Linked DNA regions of Homo sapiens: regions 1, 2, 3 and 4 are each linked to region 5. A link is a contact called in ENCODE Hi-C or POLR2A ChIA-PET data. All regions are on one chromosome and are shown on one strand. The core of a region is the stretch at or near the end of the contact, and the rest is flanking DNA. Distances in the headings are between cores, read along the strand shown. Region 1 holds the start of LRRC34 (leucine rich repeat containing 34). Region 2 holds the start of MECOM (MDS1 and EVI1 complex locus). Region 3 overlaps SAMD7 (sterile alpha motif domain containing 7). Region 4 holds the start of SEC62 (SEC62 preprotein translocation factor). Region 5 holds the start of GOLIM4 (golgi integral membrane protein 4).

Evidence for each region. Hi-C counts contacts between places; a loop is a spot of excess contacts on that map. ChIA-PET counts read pairs that join two places held with the same protein, here RNA polymerase II (POLR2A). Pooled maps may share reads with other maps.
Region 1: a map with no recorded cell type shows a loop between it and region 5 (13-fold over the local background). The contact joins the promoter of LRRC34 here to the promoter of GOLIM4 in region 5. A Hi-C loop is called at or near these places in 2 of 37 single-sample maps with no recorded cell type and 4 of 50 pooled maps. POLR2A ChIA-PET finds 5 or more read pairs at or near these places in 1 of 52 experiments (PC-9).
Region 2: a loop to region 5 is called in a map of B cell, with 10 times the contacts of the local background. The contact joins the promoter of MECOM here to the promoter of GOLIM4 in region 5. A Hi-C loop is called at or near these places in 1 of 168 maps with a recorded cell type or tissue (B cell) and 8 of 50 pooled maps. POLR2A ChIA-PET finds 5 or more read pairs at or near these places in 1 of 52 experiments (B cell).
Region 3: a loop to region 5 is called in a pooled map, with 3 times the contacts of the local background. The contact joins the enhancer-like site here to the promoter of GOLIM4 in region 5. A Hi-C loop is called at or near these places in 1 of 168 maps with a recorded cell type or tissue (OCI-LY7), 5 of 37 single-sample maps with no recorded cell type and 4 of 50 pooled maps. POLR2A ChIA-PET finds 5 or more read pairs at or near these places in 1 of 52 experiments (OCI-LY7).
Region 4: a loop to region 5 is called in a map of ascending aorta, with 4 times the contacts of the local background. The contact joins the promoter of SEC62 here to the promoter of GOLIM4 in region 5. A Hi-C loop is called at or near these places in 2 of 168 maps with a recorded cell type or tissue (ascending aorta and chondrocyte), 3 of 37 single-sample maps with no recorded cell type and 12 of 50 pooled maps.

Annotation. Positions count from the first base shown.
Region 1 is chr3:169,811,654-169,814,353 of GRCh38, forward strand. It overlaps LRRC34 (leucine rich repeat containing 34), which reads right to left and starts at 1,251. Exons shown (of 11, transcript NM_001172779.2): 1 at 757-1,251. The coding sequence starts at 895. It overlaps LRRIQ4 (leucine rich repeats and IQ motif containing 4), which reads left to right and starts at 1,217. Exons shown (of 6, transcript NM_001080460.3): 1 at 1,217-1,393. RefSeq lists a silencer at 626-925 and an enhancer at 2,416-2,515.
Region 2 is chr3:169,662,265-169,664,964 of GRCh38, forward strand. It overlaps MECOM (MDS1 and EVI1 complex locus), which reads right to left and starts at 1,448. Exons shown (of 17, transcript NM_004991.4): 1 at 1,072-1,448. The coding sequence starts at 1,108. RefSeq lists a silencer at 340-439.
Region 3 is chr3:169,930,829-169,933,528 of GRCh38, forward strand. All of the region lies in intron 7 of SAMD7 (sterile alpha motif domain containing 7), which reads left to right. It also overlaps the pseudogene FAM20BP1. Among named protein-coding and RNA genes, the nearest start is that of SAMD7, 21 kb to the left of the region's middle. Within about 2 kb of position 1,408, at least 4 of the 41 ENCODE cell types and tissues checked have a DNase peak (open chromatin) inside an H3K27ac peak, as active enhancers do; they include OCI-LY7, where a contact is called at or near this core.
Region 4 is chr3:169,965,410-169,968,109 of GRCh38, forward strand. SEC62 (SEC62 preprotein translocation factor) reads left to right here and starts at 1,398. Exons shown (of 8, transcript NM_003262.4): 1 at 1,398-1,449. The coding sequence starts at 1,414. It also overlaps the pseudogene FHL1P1. RefSeq lists an enhancer at 1,077-1,516.
Region 5 is chr3:168,094,483-168,097,182 of GRCh38, forward strand. It overlaps GOLIM4 (golgi integral membrane protein 4), which reads right to left and starts at 1,442. Exons shown (of 16, transcript NM_014498.5): 1 at 617-1,442. The coding sequence starts at 803. RefSeq lists silencers at 1,218-1,267, 1,558-1,797 and enhancers at 1,469-1,970, 2,168-2,217.

The DNA of each region.
Region 1 (2,700 bases), core at 1-2,500, 1.7 Mb after region 5:
CCTCCAAAACATGCTTTTCTATACTTAGCCAAGCACTGGGAAATCTAAGCGATAAGCATGAGTCAGAACGTGGGTGCCCTATCCAGAATCCGCAGTGTGTACATTTGAACAAGTTGTTATGCCAGCTTAAATTTCCTCTCATGCTAAAGGCAGAGCCTAACACTGCCCATCTCCTGGATGCAGTATTATTAAGCCAGCCTCCGAACACAGTTCCGTATCCACAAACAGACTTTAAAACCAGCATATAAAACGGAAATGGCGGGTAGGGGGTGGCCGTTCAGGGTAGGTGCTTAACTTGCTAATCATGGGCGCAGAAATATTTAAAACGGAGATAGTACAGAGGTGCAAAGTCAGAAACAGTATCAAGACCCTCATGCCCCCCTGTGACCTGCTCTCTGGGACTTTCACAAAAAGGGGGCTGAGAAGAGCCCCCCCGCCACCCCCTCCCGGAGACCCTGAGAGCACGGCGACAGACACCATCTGCACAACCTATCGCGCAAAGGGCGGACCCACGGGAACTCCTCTCCGTGGACTCCTCTCCTGCCCCCGGTCGCAAAGGGCGACCGGGGACTCTTCTCCTGCCCTCGTTTCTGGGCGCCCCAAACCTCTGGCCACAGCTGGGGTTCCCAGGGGCCCCCCTCCCGCCTCGACGCCTTGGGCTGGCGGGCTGCTGGGAGGACTCCTGCCGTGCGACCCCGGCGCCCCTCGCGCGTTTTGTCTGGGCCAGGCCGCGCAGACGTGCTCCCTACTTCTTACCGCGCTGGACCGCCAGGGCCGCGCCCGGAGTACTGGCCTGAGTGGAGGCCCAAGCCGGGGACCTGGCCGGCGCACGGGCGGCCTCCCGGGAGCTCCCCATGCTCCTCTCACCCACTGGCCGCGGCGGCTGCGCTGCCATGGCGACCGCGCGCGCACTTACAGTCCGCCTGCAGCTGTGAGGCGGCTACACGAGCCTCGGCGCCAGCCTGCTTCGAGTCCCGCTGGCTGTGCCTGCCCGGGCCCTGAGGCCTCACTGCTAAGGCAGTGACCGCCTACTCTGTGGAGGTCCTTTGTCACCCTGCCCTGGTTAAAGGCAGCCTGAGGGAGGGCGTCCTGGCTCCTTTGCAGGGAGGAGTTCCCGAGGTTTGAGGGGCTCCGCTGCTGAGCTAGGGCTGGGGCTACAAAGAAGATTATGACAAAGCCCGCTCCTACAAAGTGTGCACCGGCCTGCCGGGCCAGCGAAGAAGCAGAGTAGCATCAGCACATGATAAAGGCGTTGGGCTTTGGGAGCATAAAGGGTTTTGTGCTCCCAAAGGGCGGGGCCACCAGGGAGGGCTTCCTGAAGGAGGTGACATCTGGATGGTCCGAAGGAGGCTGCCAGAGGACAGAATGCTTGGTGCGTTCTGGGCATGCGCAGGTACTTGAATGTACTCAGATCAGTACAGACAGCGGGGAGGCGGGCAGGGCCAGATCCACATGTGTTACTAAAAGGCCAGGGGTTCCGTCTAGATCCAGCTGCTCCTGGCACAGAATGCCAATCACTGAAACAATGAGAATTGCCAGGGAGGAAGGCTTTAATCTGGTGCTGCAGCCGAGGAGATCAGTCTCAAATCTGTCTCCCCAACCAACTAGAATCAAGGGTTTACATAGCAAGAAAGAAATGTGACTACTTGCAGGAAATCAGGAATTAGGGAGGGGTAAGGAAGAGGAGTTGGTCAACAGGAATCAGGTGGTCGTTTAGGGAATCATGGTGGGTGAGGGATCTGGTGTCTCATTGTCCAGATGTGACGATCTGGTAAGTTTCATTTCCTTGATACTGAAATGGTAATAGTTTCCTTATCCCCCTTGCAGGGCATGCGATGGTGAGGCAGGAAAATAGGGTCTGGAGGTAGGGAACATAAGGCCGATTCGCACTTCGGCTATAACAGGAAATATCCTCTCCATAGGGTGTACACCATAAACGACTTTGTAACCTTACTTCATCCTCTTCATTTACACAGGGCGTACTCTAAGTAACCAATGGAATCCTCTAAGGGATATTTAAACTCCCAAAAAATTTGTAACGGGGTCTTTGAGCCCCTGTGCTCGGCCCACTCCCACACTGTGGAGTATACTTTCATTTTCAGTAAATCCCTTCATTCCTTCCTTGCTTTGTGCGTTTTGTCCAATTCTTTGTTCAAGACGCCAAGAACCTGGACACCTTCTACCGGTAACAATGGGGGTGTGGCTTGCTTCTTTGGTGCTCCGCTGCTCAAACCTCTAGGGGGAGCATGCAGACGGGCAGGTTGTGGGGCACGTGGGCTCCGAACTCACCGCAGCGTCTAGGGGTGAATGCTTACAGCTGCTGAAGCAAAGCCCCAGTAGGCGTGTGTTACAGGGTGCTCTTTCAGTTTTGCTGTGTATAGGCGGCTTGCGTCAATCAGCTCAGTTAGACCCTCTGTCTTACCGCAAGGACAGAGGGCTTTCTGTTTCCTGGGGTTCTGGCCTTGGTGTACCGGAAAAATCGGATCACACAGTGGGCTTGGAGAATGAGTGCAAGGTTTTATTGATTGGTGGAAGTGGCTCTCAACAGATGGATGGGGAGCCAGAAAGGGAATGGAGTGGAAAGGTGGTTTTCCCCTGGAGTCCGGCCGCTCAGCAGCCAGACTCTCCACTGACTGCCCTGGCCAAATTCCCCTCGGTCTACACATCGTGCTGCTTGTCGGTGACCTGGCAGCGTCCGCT
Region 2 (2,700 bases), core at 198-2,697, 1.6 Mb after region 5:
ACCCTGGACCCAGGCTGCACCCAGACGAAGCGCCGGAGGCTGCGCTGCGCCCTCTCCGCGGCCCAACGCTCTGGCAGCCCGCCCCCTGGGGTTTGCTCGGCGCCCAGCAAGCCCGAGGTGCGCGGGTCGCAGCGCGCCCTCTCTGCCTCCTGCTCCTAGGCTGCCGCCGCTGGCTGTGTGCCCTCCACTCCCGGCTCTCCGAGCGCTCGCTGGGCCTCTTCTCTCCCCACGTCCGAGCGCTCGCTGGGCCTCTTTCCTCCCCACCTGCGCGTGGCTGTGCGGAGCCGGTAGCTCTGCTCTGCCCGTGCCCCCGCCCCCACCCCGCGATCACAGCCCCCACCTTGGTGTCCCCTACTCCCCGCCGCAGTCCTCCCGCCGCGCAGCGCCGCGCCGGAGAGCATGGCCGAGCGCACAGCGCCCACTACCGCAGCCGCGGCTCGGCGCAGTCCACCCGCCCGCCCGCGCAACTTCCAGCGGCCGCCTCGCAACTTTTCCCAAGTCCACCACAGCCGCCCGCCGCCGCCGCCACTGTGGCTCCCTCTGAGCCGCCTACCCTACCCAAACCCCAGAAACAAACCGAGGCTCGAAAAGGCTCCCTTCTCCTGCCGGCCCCCCATCCCCCGCGCCCCCCTCCTCCCACACCCGGGACTAGCTGGTTGGCCAGAGGCAACTCTCCCCCGCCTGGGGGGAAGGGGAGGGGAGGGGGAGACTTTCTCCTCTTCTCTTCCCCCCCACCCCACCCCTTCGCGCTCACTCTCGCGCTCTCTCCTCCCTCCCACCCCTAGTCTTTGCTGCCCCCACCCCCACCCCCACCCCGGGGTTGCCACAGCTGGTCGGTGCGCGGGACTGAGGGCTGCCCAGGCTCCTCCGGCGCCCAACCCGGGAGCGAGAGCGCGGGCGACCGGGAGCAGAGACTGGAACCGGCAGGTTGCTGGGGCTGCGCTCCGCCTGCCCTCCACCCGGGGCCCCGGCGCAAGAGGCAGCCCGCGCTCCCTCCCGGAGCGCTAGAGACAGATATGCAAGATGGCAGAGGAGGGGGAAAAGCCAATAGAAAAGGGATATTGCACCTACTTGTGGCCAGTTTCCTTGCCCTGCCTTTGGATCTCATGCTGTGCCCAGTCCTGCAGCCGCTGGTGTGTGGTTGGGGCTTTTTTTTCTTGGATCCTTTCCTTCTTTTGCTCTCCCTCTCGCTCCCTCCCTCTCTCTCCTGTCTCTCTCTCTCTCTCTCTCTCTCTCTCTCTCTCTCTCTCTCTCTCTCTCTCTCTCCCTCCCTCCTGTTTCTCTCCTGTTTCTCTCTCTCTTCCACACACTCACTCTCTGTATTTTCTTCTTTCACTCTCTCTCCCTCCCTCTCTCCCTTTCTCTCAATCCACACTCGCTATCTCTCCAGCATTGTCAGTTTGGACACCTTCGCACATGCGCGCTAGACGCCCCTCCAACATCTCAGCGCCGCCAAAAAAAGTTTGGAGCGATTTATCACTTTGATTTGGAGATCTTGTCAGATGGCAATCGCCGAGGAGGCGGAGAAAGGGAGCCGCGGGGAGGGCGGCGGGGGGCGGGGAGCGAACGCAGGGAGCCAGAGGGGAGCAGACACCTCGCCCAAAAAAAGGGGAGGGGGGAATTGAAAAGGCTTGGGCAGAGGATTGATTCCATGTTAGAATCGCCAACAAGCTTGTATCATGATTATTGTTATTGTTTTTCCCACCATAAATTGCAGACATTTTTCTATACCATCTACGAGGGAAGCAAGAAGCCAGGGGGGAAAAAAACTTTAAAAACATTTTTTAAAAACCCTTCTCCTGTTAAAGAACTAGAAGGGCTGGACCCTCGGCTAATAATCCAGGAGAAAGTGAGAATCATCCTGAACTTGAGAAATCTACTGCTGCCGCTGCTACTGCTACTGAAGCTATTGCAGCTTCCGCTTTCAGGGTTGTAAGCAGAATAAATAACTGGTTTTTTCCTCGATTTTAGCTGTAATACCAATGCTTGCTGCCATCCTTGGGACATTTCAGTATTCTTTCCCTACCAAGTAGTAATGATCACCCTTGATTCCCGGGTCCGGGCCGGCGCTGGCATTTGACATCCAAAGACCTCCTGCTTTCTCAGAGGTCGGCTGTCACCTTCCGGCCTCCCCCACTGCTGCCCCGGTCGCCTCCCGATGCAGCTCTGCTTGCCTGCCATTTTCACTCACTCGCTTAAACCTACAACCTCGGGGTCAAAAGAAAGAGGAGTAGGGAGGAAAATCACACACTCTTAAAAAAATACATTGTTGAAATTTCCTTTAATTACAGGATTTACCAATGAAGTGCCACTCAGAAATGGGAATTCCTAAAGGGGCTAGCTGTGTACAAGGTATGAATCAATCCCAACTAGGTATAGATTTTCTTTTGGTACAACCTTCTTGCATTAAACAGTTTTGTTCAATACCTTCCATGTGCTATTTATGTCCCCATTAATATCTGTTGCAAATCCTGCCAGACACCATAAAAGAAAATTACAATCTTTTCAGTCTCCGTGCTGCAACAATACATCCTTGATGTTCAAGTTAAAGGAAAAGAAAAGCAGGTCCTGGGCATGAGTTTGGCAAAGGCTGTGGAGGGAAAGGGGAATCATTGAGAATGCCCAGTCGTACCTGTTGGTATTTATTATCAAATCTAGGACTGCAGACATGAGAGAGCAAATAACAAGGTTCAACCCCAA
Region 3 (2,700 bases), core at 158-2,657, 1.8 Mb after region 5:
CCTCGGCCTCCCAAAGTGCTGGGATTACAGGCATGAGCCACCGCGCCCAGCCCCATAGCCCCTTTCTTTAAATGAGTTGGACCAAGGTGCTGAGATTAGCTGGCGTTAAACCTACTGTCCCCCAACTATCCTCTTACTCCCCATCTCTGCCTTAGGTGCCTACTCAGCAACTTCTCACCACTCACCTCCTGTAGGTAGAAAAAGAAATTCAGCAGAAAAAAAATAACAACTAAAACCCAAAGCCCCAAGTGCAAATGAACTCTTTTAAATAGGTGTAGAGAAAGGATTGGTGGCTCAGCTGTTAAGGAACATTCAGGAGAGCCTGCAACATATTTTGTTCCAAGTAAATGTCTAGTTCAGAGGACTCAGCAGATAAAATATCCTCTCTCTAAAAAGAACTGAAATTACTGAAAATATGTGCACATTTATATCATTACACATGGCCCAAACTGCTCTGGTGAGAAAGAAGGGGGTACATCTGAGCGACAGGGACATGTATGTGTCCTCGCCCCAGGCCCTGAGTACATCCACCATGGCTGAGGGTTAGATCCTCACACATTTCAGTCCCCTGGCTGCCAGCCTACCTCTGCTTGAAAATTTATCCACGTGGTTCCTCCTTTGGATGCTCACAAATTGTCAGGTGCACACTACCACACCCAGCTAATTTTTTTTAAAGAGATGGGGGTCTACTATGTTGCCCAGACTTGTCTCAAACTCCTGGGCTCAAGTGATCCTCCAGCCTTAGCCTCCCAAGTAACTGAGATTACAGATGTGAGCCACCGCACCTGGCTCTTTAATTTATATTAGCCATTTTCTATAATTTGCTTAATTAAAATAGGAAAAGAAATAATTACTTAATGCAGTTTGTTGGGGGACGGCTGGCTCAGCGCTGAGAGAGGTGGCCAGGGAATGGTGGGAGCTGCAGTGGTGGTGGCAGTGGCTGGGGTGATAAGCACAGCCTGGGGCTGCCCCTCCTCGGGGGCCATGCTGCATTGCACTGCATGGGTAGCCACGAGCGAGTCTAGGACGCAACGGGAACTGTGGAAGGTGCATCCACAAATGGACCAATGTGTGTAATGATGGAATCTCCTTACTAACCATTACCACTGCCTCTCCTTGATAAGTGAGCCAGAGAGTGAGTGGGTCAGGGGAGAAGAAAAGAGGTCAACATGAAGCTAAAGCAGCGAGTCATGCTGTTAGCAATTCCTGTCATCTTTATCTTCACCAAAGTTTTCCTGATTGACAACTTAGATACATCAACTGCCAAGCAGCGTTTCACTACTTGATCCCCTGAGGGCTTTTCACCGAATGATGACTGGCTTGTGGATGGAGCTGTCACCCAAGTTGGACCACACGTTGCAGTCTTCCTAGGAGACTGCAGCCCAGTGGGTGGTTCCCCAGGAAGTGTACTGTGAAGAGACACCAGAGCTGGGGGCAATCATGCATGCCATGGCCACCAAGCAAATTATTAAAGCTGATGTGGGTTATAAAGGGACACAGCTGAAAGCCTTACTGATCCTTGAAAGGGAACAGAAAGTTGTTTTCGAACCTAAGTAGTATAGCCGAGACTATGTAGTGGAAGGGAACCATATGCCGGTTATGATAGACACAATGCGGAGGTAGCAGCCTTTCACTTGGACAGGATTGTGGGTGTCCCAGAGCCCTGCTGATGGTGGGCAGATCCGTTCATCTTCAGACAGAGATCAAGCCTGTTACCATGGAGCAGCTGTTGAGCCCCTTCCTAACTGTAGGACACAATACTTGTTTTTATGGGAAGTGTTATTACTACCGAGAAACAGAATCAGCTTGTGCCGATGGAGACACAATGGAAAAATCTGTCACACTTTGGCTTCCAGATGTGTGGCCTCTCCAGAAACACTGACACCCGTGGGCCAGGACTTACTGAAAAGGCAAATTGGCCAGGTGGGAGTATGATGAGCGCTACTGTGAGGCTGTGAAGAAAACGTCCCTTTATGACTCTGGCCTGTGCCGCCTGGACACCATTAACACAGCTGTCTTTGATTACCTGATTGACAATGCTGACTGCCATTACTATAAGAACTTTCAAGATAATGAGGGCGCCAGTATGCTCATCCTTCTTGATAACAACAAAAGCTTTGGGAACCCCTTGCTGGATGAAAGAAGCATTCTTTCCCCCCCTCTATCAGTGTGGCATCACTCAGGTGTCTACCTGGAACAGACGGAACTACCTAAAGAATGGTGTGCTGAAGTCTACCTTAAAATCTGCCATGGCCCATGACCCCCTCTCCCCAGTGCTCTCTGATCCTCGTCTGGACGCCATGGACCAGTGGCTCCTGAGTGTCCTGGCCACCGTGGAGCAGTGCACTGACCAGTTTGGGATGGACACTGTATGGTAGAAGACACAATGCCTTTCTCCCACTTGTAACTCTCAATAAAAAATAAGTGAAACTTCTTTTTACAAAGATAGAGAAGCAGCACAATCAATTCCAAATGGTATGAAATGGATTGGAAATGGCCAGCAGCAAGTTCTGGTGACAGGGGACAGGGTGGCCTTGGATGTCTTTGGTGTTTTCTGTAGTAGAAACTAAAGCAAAGACCACAAGTTTCTGAGCATGGAGATGTTCCTGCTGAATCACCTTCTGAATTCCTCAGCAATTGCCCATTCTAGCAATAGGCATCATAGTTGGTCAGTCTTAATTCCCAGGCCAAAGGACAATC
Region 4 (2,700 bases), core at 148-2,647, 1.9 Mb after region 5:
GAAACCTGGAAAAAAATTTTAATGGTATAATAAACGCTTACAACCTAACATTAAGTGAAAAAAGCAGCTGCCTTATTGCATATGATCTCAATTTGGGAAACAGGAAAAAATATAAATACAAACACACATGCACACACACACACAAAGTCAGAATACTATAAGAAAATAAACTGAACGGTCACAGTGGCTCACGCCTGTAGTTCCAGTTACTCAGGAGACAGAGACAGGTGGATCGTTTTGAGCCCAGGAGTTCAAGACCCGCCCGGGCAACATAAGGAAACTCCATCTCCACACAAAAAAAGTAAAAATTAGCCAGGTGTGGTGGCTCATGCCTGTAGTTCCAGCTACTCAGGAGGCTGAGGAGGGAGATCAGTTGAGACGAGGAGTTCGGTGATGCAGTGAGCCGAGACTGCGCCACTGCACTCCAGCTTGGGCAATATAGAGCGAAACTCAGCATCAAAAAAAAAAGAACATCTTTCTATTCTGAATTTTCCCAATTTTCTACAATTAAAAACGCTTTAAAGATCTCTATAAAGTCAGTCAAGGGAATTTCTATCTAAGCACTTACCAGCAATTTGAGCTCCTTCTCTTTTGGTCTAGGTGGCTCTAAAATAACAATAAAGGCTACAGTGATTGAAATTCACCAGACTTGAAATAGACTGCAGCCTTCTTCCTTCCCACCTTCTTAGAATCTTTGTCCTATTCATCTTCCTTACGCTTCCCCGGGTTCTCTTACTTCTGGATTCTAACAGTGAGTTGTGAGAAGCAACGCGGAAAACGGAATGGAGACTCCAGCTTGTTTTAAACGAGCTGTATTACCCCGCACAGTGCAGGAGAAAAGATAATTGGCTCAGGTCTCGGCTCTGCCATCTACCACCTGTGGAGCCTTAGATAAGTCAGTTCTTATCTCTGTCACTCAACGGTCTCGGTCTTGTCATCTTTTACATGGAATGTCATGAAATATACAGTACATTGCAGGAACTGCCTCAGGTAAAGACTTCTAGGGTTCAGTAGGTCTCAGTCGATCCCTCTGAGAAAGGCCGCACCCTAAATGCACAGACTCTGACTCTAAGGGGATGGGGTCGGGGAATCTGCATTTTAGTAGCTTCTCAGGTGATTCAGATGCTCAGTCAGGATTGAGAAACCAGGACTCTTCCCAGCCCTCCTGTTCTCTGATCCACTTCTCTGCTTCCTCCACGTCCTAACGATTCTCCAGTTCCCGCACAGCAGGAGCGGAGGGAAGAGGGGAGAGAAGGCACCGCTAAGGACCGCTGGCCCCGCCAGGCGGCCGACCTCCCCATTCCAGGGGCGCCAGCCGGCGGATTACATAACGGGCCTCGGGGCGCGTTCTCGCGAGGTTTCCACCGCCCCCTCCTCGCTCCACGTCAGAGGGAACCGGGCGGAGCGGCCAACATGGCGGAACGCAGGAGACACAAGAAGCGGATCCAGGTAGCAAAGCCGAGCTCTGGGCAGGGGGCTTCGGCGCGCTGGATAGTGGAAGGGGCGGGGAAAGCCCCCTAAAAGGGCGAGCGAAAGCAAGGGCGAGGTGGGGTGGGGTGGGGTGGGGTTCCGCCGCGAGGCAGCTGGCTGCAGGCTGCGCGTTGTGAGGGGCCTGAGGGGGGGCGGTGTTGGCGACGGCGGAGACAGAGACGGAGGTGGTGGTGGAGCAGCAGGGGAAGGAAGGAGGCGCCGCGCTCAGAATCCGGCTGCGGAGGCGCGGCTGTGGGCCTGGAGTTCCTGTGGTCGCGCTGTCCCGGGCCTGAGCTGGAAGGTCAGCCTCCCCTGGGGCGCAGACGCTGACCCTTCCCGGGGCTCCTCCCCTCCCTTCACCCCATCCTCTGGCCTTAGCTGGCCTGAAATTAAGGCCACGGTAATAGGGGTAGCAGGAGGCGGCGGACTGACCTAAAGCAGCTGGTTCTTTGTGCGCATAGACCGTAAGGGGGAATGATCTGGACTTGGTCAGCTGCCTCGGGGCCTAGGCAGGGATCTGCTCATCCAGATGTTCAGTTGCGTTGCCCTTCTTTCCCTTCAATATTATTAACTTAATAGTCCACTTGAAGCTTGCCGGCTTTTTTCCGGGCGACGTGGTGTAAACAACCACAACCTCGTTGGTGCTGCAACGAGCTGGTGGAGCCCAGAAACCTTTCACATGCCAGTGTGTCATCCTCGTAGTAACGTACATAACATCTCCCCCTAATTCCACATGCGTGTCATTTGTGCATTTCTTCCTTGCGATTTTCCCTGGTTCTTGTTCTTTGCCAAGAGGATTAATTATGTAGAACATCTTGGACTCAGGATATTTATTAGTCGTCTCATCAGCTGATGTGCTGAGAAACCTTCATAAGCCCTCAAATTGATCACATGTAGTAAATTGTTACTATAATCATAAATTGTTACATTCATCATTGCCTTTCTGTTCCTTACTATTTCATTGCTTAGAATGATTTTTTCTTTCTTCCATTTTATCCCTTCTTTTTTTTTTTAAGTTTATCGATTTATTGGCGTACAATACAGATGTTTTGAGCTATGCAAGTTAAAATTCTTCTGTAAACTTTTTAAGTGCTGTGAAAAAGACACACATGATCAGTAAATTTGGAATTTTGGAATTTGGCAGAAATAAAGTAGTTCCGAACAGGGTGCAGAAGGGAATTAGAAAGAGGCAGATTTCGAGTTCAGACAGATAAGACTAGGTCTTAAGAT
Region 5 (2,700 bases), core at 192-2,691:
TTTTCCCACACATCCAGCATCTCTAAAGACATCCTATTAAATTAAAAGAATAAGAAATAAGAAACTAGCAGGTCCAGATCTAGGTTCCTTCCATTCGACTGGGCCATGACTTTAATTAAGCTGCTGGGTCATGGCTTAATTTTCCCTTGAAAAACAGCACAGTTTGAGAAATCTCTGCCAAACTCTTCATTTTTTAAGCAACTGACAAAGTCAACAAGAAAGCAAATACCTAGAATCCACGGAACAATGCTCCTCAGAGCAGGGCTGGCAGAAGCGGCGGAGGGCTACCAGTTTCCCTGCCCCGATTGCAGCTGGGCCTTTGACAAGAGCTCGGGTAAAGGACTATCTGTGCACCCGCCCACCAAACGCCCAGCGGGACGATGGGCTGGTGCTACGAAGTTCTAAACCTAACCGCTGGGAGGAAGAAGCGGGAGGATGAGAATGTCATCTCCCCTGACACTCTGGTGCCGGCAGTCCTGAAACGCTCACCTCTGACGTCCCTGAAGGTCAGAGGTGGCAACCACAGTGCCAATAGCTCACCAAAGCCACTTTTCCTGCCCGGGTGGAGGCGCGGGGCAAAGTTGGCCACCGGCTGCGCGCGTCCCGTTAGCCGTACCTTGTAACTGGGCGGAGAGGGACTCCTGGTGCTGCTGGTACTTGAGCGCCACCGCCTCGGCTTTCCGCAGCTGCGTCTGCAGCTCGTAGTAGAGCATCGCGCCGTAGAGAAAGCCGAACACGACGGTCAGCAGCAGCAGCGTCTGGAAAATCCGCTTCTGCTTTCGGGAGCACATCCCGTTTCCCATAGTCCCGCCTGGACCCAAAGCCGCGGCCGCCCCCGCCGTCTCCTCCCCTTGGTCCGAGCGAGCGTCTCAGCAGCGGCCGCCGCAGTAGGTGGCCAGACGCAGCATGAGGAGGAGATGCCAGACACAAAAGCCGGCCCGGAGGGGAAGTGGCGCCCGCTCAGCCCCCGCGCGGCGCGGGGCGCGCAGCCATCGACGCCGCCCGGGCAGCTGCAGCCAAACTTCTGCGAGGCTCGTTCTCCGCGAATGCCCGGGGCCGGGAGGAGGCCCTCCGCATACTTCAGAGCCGGCTGCCCTCGCGCCTGTCCCCAGATGCCTCCTGCCTTTTTTCCTTCTTCCCACTTTTTGGCCCCGCTGCCCCCGGGCAGTTCTTGGAGTCCCGCCCTGGCCACTCCCCGCCCTATCGCGGCGGCTCCCACTGCACGACTTTGTTGCCACCTAAGGGAGGGGGTGCGCGCCCAACAAAGGGACCAGGACTCCGGGCCGCGCCCCCGTGCGGCCTGCCCAATGGGTGGAAGGGTGGGGGCCAGCTGTCTCGGCTGGTTTTGGGGACGGCACAGCGGTGTCACTGACGGGTCGGCTGGTGCCTCTGCCGCCCCGCCACCTCCTGCCCAACTTACGTGTCACCCACGGCCCGGCTATTCTGGCCAACGGGATTCCGGGAGGAAGTCCCACTCGGCCTCCTTGCTCATTGGGCCCGTCCGAGCAGACGCTCCCTCCCTTCGGGGAGGCAGTGCCGGGCTCGATTGGATGCCGGCTTTGTCCGTCCGACCCCAGGGCCGCACCTTCCCTCCCAGTGCCGGGGCCGGCTAGGGGCTCTGTGGGCAGCGCGGCCGCCTGGCGCCGGGGTGCGCCCACGTGGAGTCGGAGAGGGTGGGAAGAGGCAGGCGGAAGGGCGAAGGGCGGGGAGCTTTGGGTGGGCGGGGGACTTGTCCGGGCCTGAGTCTGGGTGAGGTTCGGTGAACACGTGTGTGTGTGTGTGTGTGTGTGTGTGTGTGTTCCAGTTCTCGTTCGGAACGCACGTGGAGAGCGGAGTAAAATGTGTGTATGAACGAAAGAATGGATGGCAGTAACTGTGTGCACTCTGCTGAGTACACTTTCTTTCCCTGTCCAATAAACTGATGCGGCAGACACATGGGATAGCTACATAGCACAATCCCGGTAGTCAAACCAGAGATGCCATGTCGACTGCCTTACCCCATCCAGTGTACTAGCCTAGATGTGTGTGTGCCCACAGATGGCCCGGCAGGAGTCGGGAGACTGGAAGCACGCTAGACTTAATGTTCAATTGTCCACGTGGGCTGGGGAAATCGGCTTGCCATTGGCAGAGAGGAAAGAAATGGTCTCACATTTCTCCTCTAGCTGCAAATAGAATAATTTAAAAACAAATCGTACAGACTGAAATGAGTATCCATTCATTTTGTCATATGTATTTGTTTTATTGGTGGCAAAACACATCAGTTACATTTCTAAATTACATTTTAAAGGGCAACAAAGGTTCCCTATGTAAAAACTAGTACAGCACAGGAAAGGTAGTAACCACAAACCTCTTCGAAGAAATGTATACTGCATTTATTTTTTCTGTGTACTTGAGGGGAATAATTAAGGTTATGCACAAATGATAATTTTTGTTTCTGCTGTTGACCTGAATTCTAAGAAAAGTAAATTTTATCTGTCTGTATAGTGTGGTGTAATTTATGATACACTGCATAATTTTTATATTCTAACTGGACTTTAGTCGTTACCATTGCTAATGGGCCTGAGTGCTCAAAATGGGGGTAAATCTCTTTAGCTAAATGCAACAGAAAGACAGTTCCTGGTGCAAAAGTTTTTTTAGGTGGACTCTGAAATTATAGGTTGCTAAAGCCCTAAAATAAACTGAATTTATAACGATGCTACC